Linked DNA regions of Homo sapiens: region 2 is linked to region 1. Evidence: read pairs that join two places in POLR2A ChIA-PET (ENCODE). Cell type or tissue: MCF 10A. All regions are shown on one strand. Links, peaks and the distances in the headings refer to the core of each region. The heading gives the core; the rest is flanking DNA.

Evidence for each region. Peaks named below come from ENCODE experiments on the same cell type or tissue, not always from the same donor. Only the 100,000 strongest peaks of a DNase experiment are listed, where the experiment ranks them.
Region 2: POLR2A ChIA-PET joins it to region 1 with 6 read pairs; 1 of 35 experiments calls an interaction of 5 or more read pairs at or near these places.

Annotation. Positions count from the first base shown.
Region 1 is chr13:113,978,943-113,984,317 of GRCh38, forward strand. It overlaps RASA3 (RAS p21 protein activator 3), which reads right to left. Exons shown (of 24, transcript NM_007368.4): 23 at 2,733-2,916; 24 at 1-480. The coding sequence ends at 405. Among named protein-coding and RNA genes, the nearest start is that of C13orf46, 7.6 kb to the left of the region's middle. RefSeq lists an enhancer at 1-446. In MCF 10A, for the core only: no CTCF peak of the experiment used is centred there; a DNase peak (open chromatin) is centred at 2,369.
Region 2 is chr13:114,232,153-114,237,491 of GRCh38, forward strand. It overlaps CDC16 (cell division cycle 16), which reads left to right and starts at 2,745. Exons shown (of 18, transcript NM_001078645.3): 1 at 2,745-2,980; 2 at 4,493-4,547; 3 at 4,647-4,744. The coding sequence starts at 2,933. RefSeq lists an enhancer at 2,544-2,593 and a silencer at 2,704-3,063. In MCF 10A, for the core only: no CTCF peak of the experiment used is centred there; a DNase peak (open chromatin) is centred at 2,719.

The DNA.
Region 1 (5,375 bases), core at 256-5,255:
TGCACGCAAGACAGACGTGCACGAGACTGACGCACACACGGCCGGAGGTGCATGTCACAGTCGACTAGACGGGCCGTGGCTCCCTGAGGCTGGCTGTGGTGTGGCTAGGGCACAGCCCACACTTCCTGATCCTTCAGCTGATCCCCAGATCCCCACAAACAAGGAGCAAAAAGCACAGAATCAAATGACGACACGTTCCACAGGGCCAGGTGGGCTTTCTGCGGAGGGCGTGGCGGTGGTGGCAGCGGTTCTGGGAGAGGGAAACCCCAGCGCCACTTGTCTATGGGCCGGGACGGCGTGCATCTCACTTTGCCGGCTCTGCGCTCTTCCTTCTCTTCTCCCTCCCAAAGGCTGCGGCTTTGCATGGGCAGCTTGCTGGCGCCACTGGGCGCGTCCCGCAGACTTTAAATGGAATGAGTGGAGGTCTCGGACTGCTGCCGGATGTAGTTCTGGAAGCTCTTGTCTCCGATGGGGTGCTCCCTGAAAAGGGGGATGGGAGAGGGAATGAGGCACAGACCCCGTTGCCTGGTGCTCACCCGTGGCTGCGGGAGCTTTTCCTGTTCCTAAATGTGACACACTCACACTGCAATCCACACAAAAAATAGAGGAGCCAAAGGAACCACAGTGCCCCCGGAAGCACCCACGGTGACTCTGATGTGTGTGCACAGGTGGGTCAGGCGTGCAAGTACATGTGCACGTGTGCTCTCCCTGTGGCACGTGTGTAGCGCATATACATGTGCAGATGTGGAATATGTAGAGTGTATGGCACGTGTGCAGAATGTGCACATCTGCACTGCAAAGAGTGTGCTCATGTGTGGGGAGCATGAGCTCCAGGGACACAGATCTGTCCCAGTGCTGGGACACTCAGCAGGCGTGGGCACCTCCTCCCCACATGCACACCTCCCTCATACCATGTGTGTGCACCTCCTGCCATGTGTGTCCACTACCTCCATGTGTGTGCACCTCCTCCTACGTGCCTACCACCTCCATGTGTGCATCTCCTCCCACGTGTGTGCACCTCCTTCCACGTGTACCTCCTCCCATGTGTGTGCACCCCTCCGTGTGTACACCTCCCACGTGTGCACCTGTGTGTGCACCTCTGTGTGCCTCCTGTGTGCACCTCCTCCCATGTGTGTGCACCACCTCCCACGTGTGTGCACCCCTCTCGCATGTGTGCACCTCCTCTGTGTGTACCTCCTGCCACGTGTGTGCACACCTCCTCCCACGTGTGTGCACCTCCTCCCACGTGTGTGCACCACCTCCTCCCATGTGTGTGCACCTCCTGCTGTGTGCGCCTCCTCCATGTGTGCCTTCTCCCACATGTGCGCACCTCCTCCCACGTGTGCACCTTCTGCCATGTATGTGCACCTCCTCCGTCTGTGCCTTCTCCCACATGTGTGCACCTCCTGCCATGTGTGTGCGCCTCCTCCGTGTGTGTGCCTCCTCCCACGTGTGCACCACCTCCTCCCACGTGTTCACCTCCTCCGTGTGTGCACCTCCTGCCATGTGTGTGCACCTCCACCCATGTGTGTGCACCTCCTGCCATGTGTGTGCATCTTGTACCATGTGTGCCTCGTGTGCGCCTTCTACTACAACAAACAGCATCATGCTTCGCGCATTTTCAACCTGCTGGCTTTTGGCCATGAGGTTGATGGACCTGCTGATATCAACGAGGCAACATATTTGGAAGGCAAATGGGGCTGTCTCCCCAGAAGGGTGTCGAGAGGGATCTGATATGATGATGTCAGAGGTGAAGTCACAGCACTCAGGAGGTGTTGCAGGCTCAGTCCCCTGAGCAACTCGGTCCAAGTCCGGGCCACAGGGACCTGTCACTCTCCTGGAGCCTCACCACTGCCCTTCCCAGACCAGACCCGCATGGTGGAAGGAAGGAGGGGTTAAGAAGGAAGGAAGGGAAGGAGGGAGAAGAAGGGTGGAGGAGGAGAGAGGGAGGATCGAAGGGAGGGAGGACCAAAGAGAGGAGTGAGCAGGAGGATGGAAGTGAGGAGGAGGCTGTACAGCTACACAGGGCTCTAGGGCTTACCCGCCCCTGAATGAGCCCGTGTGGGGGCTTCTGCCATGGTGGACCTGGGTACCCACTGGATGGAGAGAGTGACACAGACACATCTGCTCACTCCAGGCTAAGAGCCAGCCTAGCACTTTACATAGTTTAAGTCAATCTTCCAGCAACTCATGAGGGTCTTACAACCCTCTGTTCCATGGAGTGAGGGGGAGTGGAGCTTAGCTAAGCGCCACCTAGCCTGCAGCTGGTGACTAAGCTGAACGTACTCAACCTCGCCACACCTGCCTCATGAGACAAGAGTGGGTTTCGTCCAGAGCTGGCCCTGCTCCCGGGCACCATGGGTGGCCTGGAGAGATGCCAGAGGGTGTGCCACTGAACCAAGGCAGAACAAGACCTGGGCCTAGAGACTGCCAGAGCACGTGACACCAGTATAGCAGAGAGGCTGGGAGGAAGCAGGTCAGGGAGGCAGCCCGGACGCTGGCTGGGGGCCTGGAGAGCAAAGGCAGCACCTGCTCTGAAGGAGGGACCAGCAGCGCCGGGCCACGTCCACTGACTACCGCCAGGTGCCAGCCCGGTGCAAGTGGGACTCTCCTCCCAGGCGGACACCTGAGCACGGGCGGCCCCACCCGGGAGCTCCCTGCAGCCCCACCCCCACTGCAATCTCCCGCCCACTACACTGGCCGTCCAGGGCAGGCACGGGAGTGGCACTCACTGGCTTCCATATTTCGTCTTCTTGAACTTGTCCCTCTTATACTGGGCGTGCTCCTGCTCCAAAGCCCCAACCCCAGCGATGACTTGCTTTAGCGTCTTGTAGGTCTCCTGGGGGTCGTCAATGACGAACGTCGAATACTCCTCCTGCTCCGGGCCGTCATACACAGATTTGCTCCCACAGGCCTCTGTGGAGGGCGGAGGGGTCAGCGCAGGGCAGGAGCCCAGGCCACCGGCCCCGTCTCCACACAGCTGCGTCGCTGCAGGCCCCACCCACAGTACACATCCTTCCAACGCAAGCTCCTCCAGAAAGGGCTGACCACCACTCGTAAACGCAGACGGAGATAGAAACCATTCCCGCAGGTAGGCGAGTTGTGCCCACACTGAGCCCAGGGAAAGCCCATTGGGAGCTGGATGCTGAGCAACCTCATTCACCTCTGAGGGCTCTGCTGCCCCTAGCTCCCAGCCTTGTCACCAATCAGCCATTCTCACAGGGGGATGTGCACATCTCTGCACGCCCCACCAGCCCGCCCAGCCAGAACCAGGAGGAGAGACACCTGCAGCTGGACGCTGGGCTGGCTCATGGGCCCTGGGGCAGCCCTGAAGAGTCAGCTGAGGGAGTGAGCACGATGGGGTTCAGCACATTTCACACCCAGCTGCCACTGAGCATGTCCAGCCAGGACAGGCCTAGCCCAGGGCTGGCCGAGCACAGGGCGGACACCAGTCTGTGCCGCAGCTTCTAAAGACCACTGCCCCGGACCCCACCTACGCACCGGGGCCACCTTCCTAATCGGACCACATCACTCCTGCTGAAGGCCATTCTGGTGCCTCGCCCCTAGCGGACAGCCATGGAACCCTTGAGCCAGGGCAGGGCCCTGTGCCACCTGAGTCCAAACACCTGAACCAGGTACACGTCTCTGCCTCACTGCTCACAGCGCCTGGGCACGCACTCCCGGAGCCAGCACCGATGCCCTGCAGCTGTGTCCATCTGGATGGAATGAATGTTTGTGCCCCCAAATCTGTGGGTTGAAATCCTAACTCTCAAGGGATGGCATCAGGAGATGAGGCCTTTGGGAGGTGACAAGGCGTGAGGGTGGAACCCTTGTGCAGGGGATGGGCGTCCCTATAGAAGACACCAAGGAAGCTGGCTTGCCTCTTCCACATGTGAGGACACAATGAGACACTGGCGGGCTGCAGCCCAGAAGAGGACCCGCAGTTAAACCAGCACTGCTACGCCCGGATCTCAAGCTTCTCAGGCCTTCAATCTGGGAAGTGAATTCCTGCTGTCTGTAACCACCCAGCCTATGGTACAATTTTTACGGCAGCCCAAACTCACCAAGAACTTGGTACTGAGAAGTGGCTGCTGCTGTACCTTCAAATGTGGACTGGCTTTGGAACTGGGTGCTGGGCGAAGGCTGAAGGGGTTTGGGGGTGCAGAGCGGAAAAGGCATGGCTGCCATGAATGTCCTTAAAGGACAATGCTGGGGGCTCGGGAGAGGAGAGCTGCAGAGAAGTCCTGTCTTAGGGGATATCTAAGTAACCCTGAACAGAATGGTGGCATGAGCATGGGTGGCAAGGCTGTTCTAACAACATCTCAGACAGAAAGGACGGCCATGCTACTGGACCGTGGAGAAAAAGCCATCCTCGTGACAAAGTGGACCTGTGTTCATGCCCTCGTGTTCTGGGAGGGTGGAACTCGCGAGTGATGACATCAGACACGTAATTGAGGAGATTTCTAAGCAAAATGCTGTGGGAGCGGCTTGGTTCCTCCTGACCGCTGACAGCAAAATGTGGGGAGAGAGATGATTTGAAGGTGGAATTGTTGAGCAAAAAGGAACCAGAACTCAAAGGCTGGTTGAGTTAAAAGATTTGAGAATTAAAATTCCAGCCTACCCATATCTCAAAAAAAATGAGACAGCATGTTTGGAAGAGACCATTAAGCAGGTGGCTGTGTGGCTATCTGATAAGGAGACAAGTGTGGGGCTGAGCCTTGGACTTGACCAACCATCTCAGCAACAGCCGGGAGCAGAGAAGGAACCGCACCAGCAGAGGCACTGCCAGAAGAAACCAGGAAACAGAGAAAACAGGATGAAATGAAGGCAGGCTGCGGTGTCTTAAGCCCTACAAGCCAGGCCATAGAGCTATTCAGCTGTGAACATGTGCCATTCTTCAAGACGAGGGAAGAAGGACCCTGAAGCGGGTAGGGCCATCAGAATGCCACTCTCACCCAGAATGAGTCCATGGACCATGTATCAGATGCAAAATTCTCAGCTGGAATATTGATTAAAAAATAAAACTGGCAATAACTAGAAAAAAAATCGCAATAAGGAATCTGTCCACCCAGCCATCACTCACCCATCCGTCCATCCACCCATCTGTCCATCTACCCATTACTCACCCATCCATCCCTCCACCCATCACTCACCCATCCATCCATCCACCCATGACTCACCCATCTGTCGATCCACCCATCATCACTCACTCCTCGGTCCATCCACCCATCACTCACCCCTCAGTCCATCCATCACTCACCCATCTGTCCATCCATCACTCACCCATCTGTCCATCCATCCATTACTCACCCATCTGTCCATCCACCCATCACTCATCCCTCGGTCCATCCACCCATCACTCACCCTATCCATCC
Region 2 (5,339 bases), core at 340-5,339, 250 kb after region 1:
ACTGAAAAGTGGGGCATTCGTATGAAGATACCTGAAAATGCGGAAATAACTTTGGAACTGGGTAATGGGCAGAGGTTGGAAAAATGTGGGGGGCTCAGAAGAAGACAAGAAGATGGGGGAAAATTTGGAACTTCCTAGAGACTTTTAAATTGTTGTGACCCAAATGCTGATAGTGATATGGAGAGATGGGCAGGCTGATAAGGTCTCAGATAGAGATGAGAAACTTACTAGGAACTGAAGCAAAGGTCACTTTTGCTGTGCATTAGCAAAGAACCTGGCAGCATTGTGCCCCTGCTCTAGGGATCTCTGGAACTTTGAACTTGAGAGTGATGAGTTAGGGTATCTGGCAGAGGACTCCTGAAAGTGATTTCTGTTAAATCTCGCCCTGGCAATATTAATTACAAATTTACCTTCCAGGTACAAAACAAGGACAAGATGAGATTAGTCACTCTTCTGCCTACCCTGATATGGGCTACATAACTCTTTCCTCTACTCCCTCTTGTCAGATGTTTGCCTCATCTTATGTAAATTGTTGGTTTACTGAGCACTAATCAGAGCATCACTGTGGACCCCTCCCTTTTTTTCCTCCTGCTTGCCGTCTCCTCCTAAACACCCAGTCCCCATAACCCTATTTGGATGGCACAGTTGATGCTTCTGTGGCTTGCGTTTTTCCCGGGCCCATCATCAGACTTCTACTGATGGAGACATTTGCCTCAGTCACTCATTTTTGGTTAACTAGGAATCTCATTAAATGGATAGAAGTCGTTGAAAATATGGCTTAAAACACACCTCACCACATGCCTGCCCCAAGTTAATGAGCAGAGTTGATTACTGCCTGCTTGCAGAAGTGGGAAAGGAGGAGGAAAAGGAAATATACAGGGGGACAAATTTTTAAACACAACTTCAAAATATTACCCAGTCATATATGTATACACACACATAGAAAATTACACGGCAGATTACTTACAGTAGCGTGAGAGAATTTTTGAGTGGGTGGGATTCTTTACAGCAAGTTTTTTTTTTTTTGCTTCTTTGAATTTTTTTTACTCTTTTAGGTTTTTATATTTATAAAAGTTATATTTACTTTTTAAAAGTGTCAACCTTAATATTGAGATTCAGAAATATGATTACATATAGTGTGTATTTGAGCACAGAGCCTGAGAATGGCCACCTGGACAAATGGGGTCAGCCTTTCCAAGTGGAGCTCAGGTCTCTCTTACCAGGCGGAGACAGAAGCTCCAGCAGGATCACCACAGTTCTCATATGAGACCAGGGGCACACGCCGCAGCGGTTCCATTGGTTAGGGATCTCTGTATTTGAAGGAAGATTGCGTTATAACTCCATGAGGAGGGGTAGTGATCTGAGGGGGTCTTATCTCCGGTGCCATTTGGTCTTTATTGTTTACAGGGAAAAAGGCAGAAGTTACAGCTGGGTGTGGCATGACCTAGGCCGCGTAGCCACATTCCCCTCAAGGCTCAGGTAATTCAAAGTTCCAACAGCTTCAAGTTTAAATTATTTTAAGTTTGAATGATTTAATTTCACAAAAGGTAATATATGCACATTGACTGAAATTCAAAAGCACAAAAAGATATCCAAGGAAGTACCTCTCCCACTTCTACCATCTCTCATCTTCCAGCACTCCTTCCAGAGGCCTTGCGCTATGCCGGTTTTCTCATTTTTCCTTCCTGGGACAGTTTAGGGATTTTTCTACCTATCATTAAATTCGTATTTTACTCAAATGCAGGCATACGATAAACACGATCCTATACTTGCTTTTTCCCACATACTATATCTTGAAGATCGTTCAATGTCCATGCAAAGCTGACTGTTCTTTTGAACAGCCAGCGAGTATTCCATTACGTGAGCGTATCATGACCTATTTACTCAGTTCCATACTTCATGGGTGTTTAAATTGTCTGCAATCTTTTGCTATTACAAACGAAACCACAGGTCATTTTGCACACATGCAAAAATGCAAATCCATGGTATATTTCCCAAAATAAAAATCATTAGGTTTAACAGCACGAACACCTTTAAATTTGGAAGATATTCCAATTCGTTCATCCTAGAGAGTATACCAATACCACTCACAAAACTTGAGGGTGCCTGCTTCCCGACATTCCTGCTAGCAGTGTCATCAACCTTTGTGATCTTTGTTAACATATGAAAAGTGGTACTCTAATTTTAATTTTTATTATGAATTAAGTTGGACTTTCTTTCGTATGTTAAAGTCTATTTGCATTTCTTTCCCTGTGAACTGTTTTTTGCCTGTCTTTCTCCTGAGCCATTGGTCTCTTCCCACTGACTTATTACATATATGTAAAGGGAATATTGGCTCTACATTATAAGGAAATTCGAATTTTGTGATAGGTTTCAAATTTTTCCCTAGGTTGTCTTTGACTTCATTTGCTGTTTGTGCACACAATTTTTTTTTTTTGTAATGAGAGTGCGTTGCTCTTATTTTTAAAATGTTGACTACATTCTGGGGAAAGAAGGCTCAGCAGCCACCTGCTTTTTTGCCCGGGTGGGTGGTCCGGCCCCGAGCCCTCCTGACTCTCTCGCCAATGCCCAGAGGCGCCGCAGCGATTCCAGGGAGGCCGCGCTCTCGCCCCAAGGCAACCAGAAGCCCACGTGCCAGGAGAGGCATCGGAACCAACAACTCGGGTCCGTTTTCCCGCGCCAGATGGGATTCGTTTGCTGTGGACTTCCGGGGCGGGGCCTGCCTGGAGCGGAAGAGCCTGGGCAGTGCACGGGGCCTGGGTGGGGGGTGCGGGTGTGGGTGGGGACCTGCGGCCTTCGAGTCCGCGGCCTTCGAGTCCTGGGGCGGCGGCGGCGGCTGCAGGCACGGGCACGGGCACGGGGCGGGGTGCTTAGGGTGCAGGAGGCGCGCGCCTAGCGGCGGAGTGTGGCGTGAGGCCGGGCCCGCGCCGCCATGAACCTAGAGCGGCTGCGGAAGCGCGTCCGGCAGTACCTCGACCAGGTGGGCGGCCCCGACTCGGGGTGCGGGGCCCAGGCCTCGCCGGGTCTTTTTCCGCGCGGCGTGGGGCTGGGGTGACTGTTGTCGGGGCTCTTGGTGGGGAAGGACTGGGCCGGCCCTGGGCCTTCATCTGGGGCCAGCAGCGCTGTCTCCGCCTCGCCCAGAAGGGAGCGGTCCCTGCAGCTGGGAGGGGCACAGCCCGGGGAGTGGAGGCCCCCGAGCGCACGGGGCGCCTCAGTCGGGTCTGAGCCTCGTTCTGCACCTGGCGCGGAGGAGGTGCCCAGGAAACACTGACTACTCAGTGCAAGTTGAAGGACAATTTTTGGAGGAAAGTTGCAGGGCTAGCTAATAAAACATTTTTGAGAGGTTTAGTTGTAATTTTTACTGGGCTGAATTTAAGTGAATAAAGATGTGAAGAAGCCTGTTGTCTCAAATCAATACTTTAAAAATTCTCGTTAACTATGTCTGTGTTCTCTGCACTACCTTTGAATAGCAGAGAGCGTTTAAGGCAAGAAGTGTCTTCGAGAATCAGCAGCATCAGTTTTATCTATATTGTTGTTTATTTTTTGTTGAAATGCTTGCTCTTTCAGGAAATTGGAAAGAAAGGGAAAGAAAAGCCATGGTAATGCAGAGTTTTCGGAATTGGGTGCTAACTGACGTGGCCAAATGTTTGCAGTCCATTTGGAGGGCTGTGTTTTTATTTACCATGAGTCAGTTGAATTCAGTGTTTTCTGATCACTTTTTCTTCGGTACGGAGACGTAGTGAGGAATATGACAGGCCCGGTTTCCAGCCAGAGACACCGGTATTGAGCATATTTATAACTATCCCGTTGGCATTCCTCCTGCCTCGGGCTAGCAGCAGTGGTCCTGGCTTGTCTCCAGGGGAACTGAGGCAGAGACTGTAGAAGACTGAGGACTGAGGAGCAGAACAGGGTCTAAAGCTAGCCGTAGGTCACTGTGGGTGGCCCTCATTGTCGGCTCCTTCATTTTTGTTAGACTTGGAGGAGGTGAGTTCTTCCCCATGTTCAGTGAAGCTTAGTTAATTTATGTGTGTGTGTTTTTAAACTTGAGTGTTATTAAAACTGCCACTGTGTTATATAAGGTATTTGAGTATAGTGTTCTGTCTTCTAAATTTCACTTTGGGATTCATTAACAGCTCGTTGAAAGTGTTATATAAATCACACATGAATTGTTAATGACTAGCTTTTGCTGTTTCACTTGCATTTCACTTGTATGTTTCACGATACATTTTTACAGTGTATGAGTTTTAAAAAATTACCTTCATAAGTTGCATATACAAAGATATTACAGGAATGTTTGTATTGCGACACTGAACTAAAATTTACCCTACGTGAGATGTAAGATAGAGATGTAACAAATTGTTGTCTTGAGATGAAGATTTATTACATAGAATTATATTAATATATTACATAGAATTATAATAATATTAGATAACTGTTTAAGACTATTAAAATAACAGGGCAGTTACCACCTTTTTTTTTTTTTGGTATGCAGCAACAGTATCAAAGTGCTCTATTTTGGGCAGATAAAGTAGCTTCACTCTCTCGTGGTAAGTGACAAAATGCTAACTGGTTTTCTGATTAATCTTAAAATTCGTTTTCTATTTCACCTTGTACCTCTGACCACTTATGTGAATTTTTCCCTCCAGAAGAACCCCAGGACATCTATTGGTTGGCTCAGTGTCTTTACCTGACAGCACAATATCACAGAGCCGCCCATGCACTTCGGTCACGAAAACTGGACAAAGTAAGTGATGGTATGAACTTTAAAGCTCTTCAGAGCTTTAAAAAAAATGTCATTAGTGGCCGGGCGCGGTGGCTTACACCTGTAATCCCAGCGCTTTGGAAAGCCAAGGCAGGTGGATCATGAGGTCAGGAGCTCAAGACCAAGATGGTGAAACCCCATCTCCGCTAAAAATACAAAAATTAGCCGGACGTGGTGGCAGGCGCCTGTAATCCCAGCTACTCGGGAGGCTGAGGCAGAGAATTACTTGAACCTGGGAGGTGGAGGTTGCAGTGAGCTGAGTTCGTGCATTGCACTCCAGCCTGGACAACAGAGCAAGACTCTGTCTCAAAAAAAAAAAAAGTCATTAGGGTTTTAGGTGTATATTCCATTTCTGTTGAAATTATTTAACTTGATGCAATTTTTCTTTGTTTTTGTTTTTTTGAGGTCTCTCTGTGTCACCCAGGAGTGCAGTGGGATGATCGTGGCTCACTATAACCTCAGACTCCTGAGTTCAAGTGATCCTTCTGCCTCAGCCTCCCTAATAGCTGGGACTACAGGTGCATGCCACCACACCCAGCTAATTTTTAAATTTTTTTGGTAGAGACAGAGCCTCACT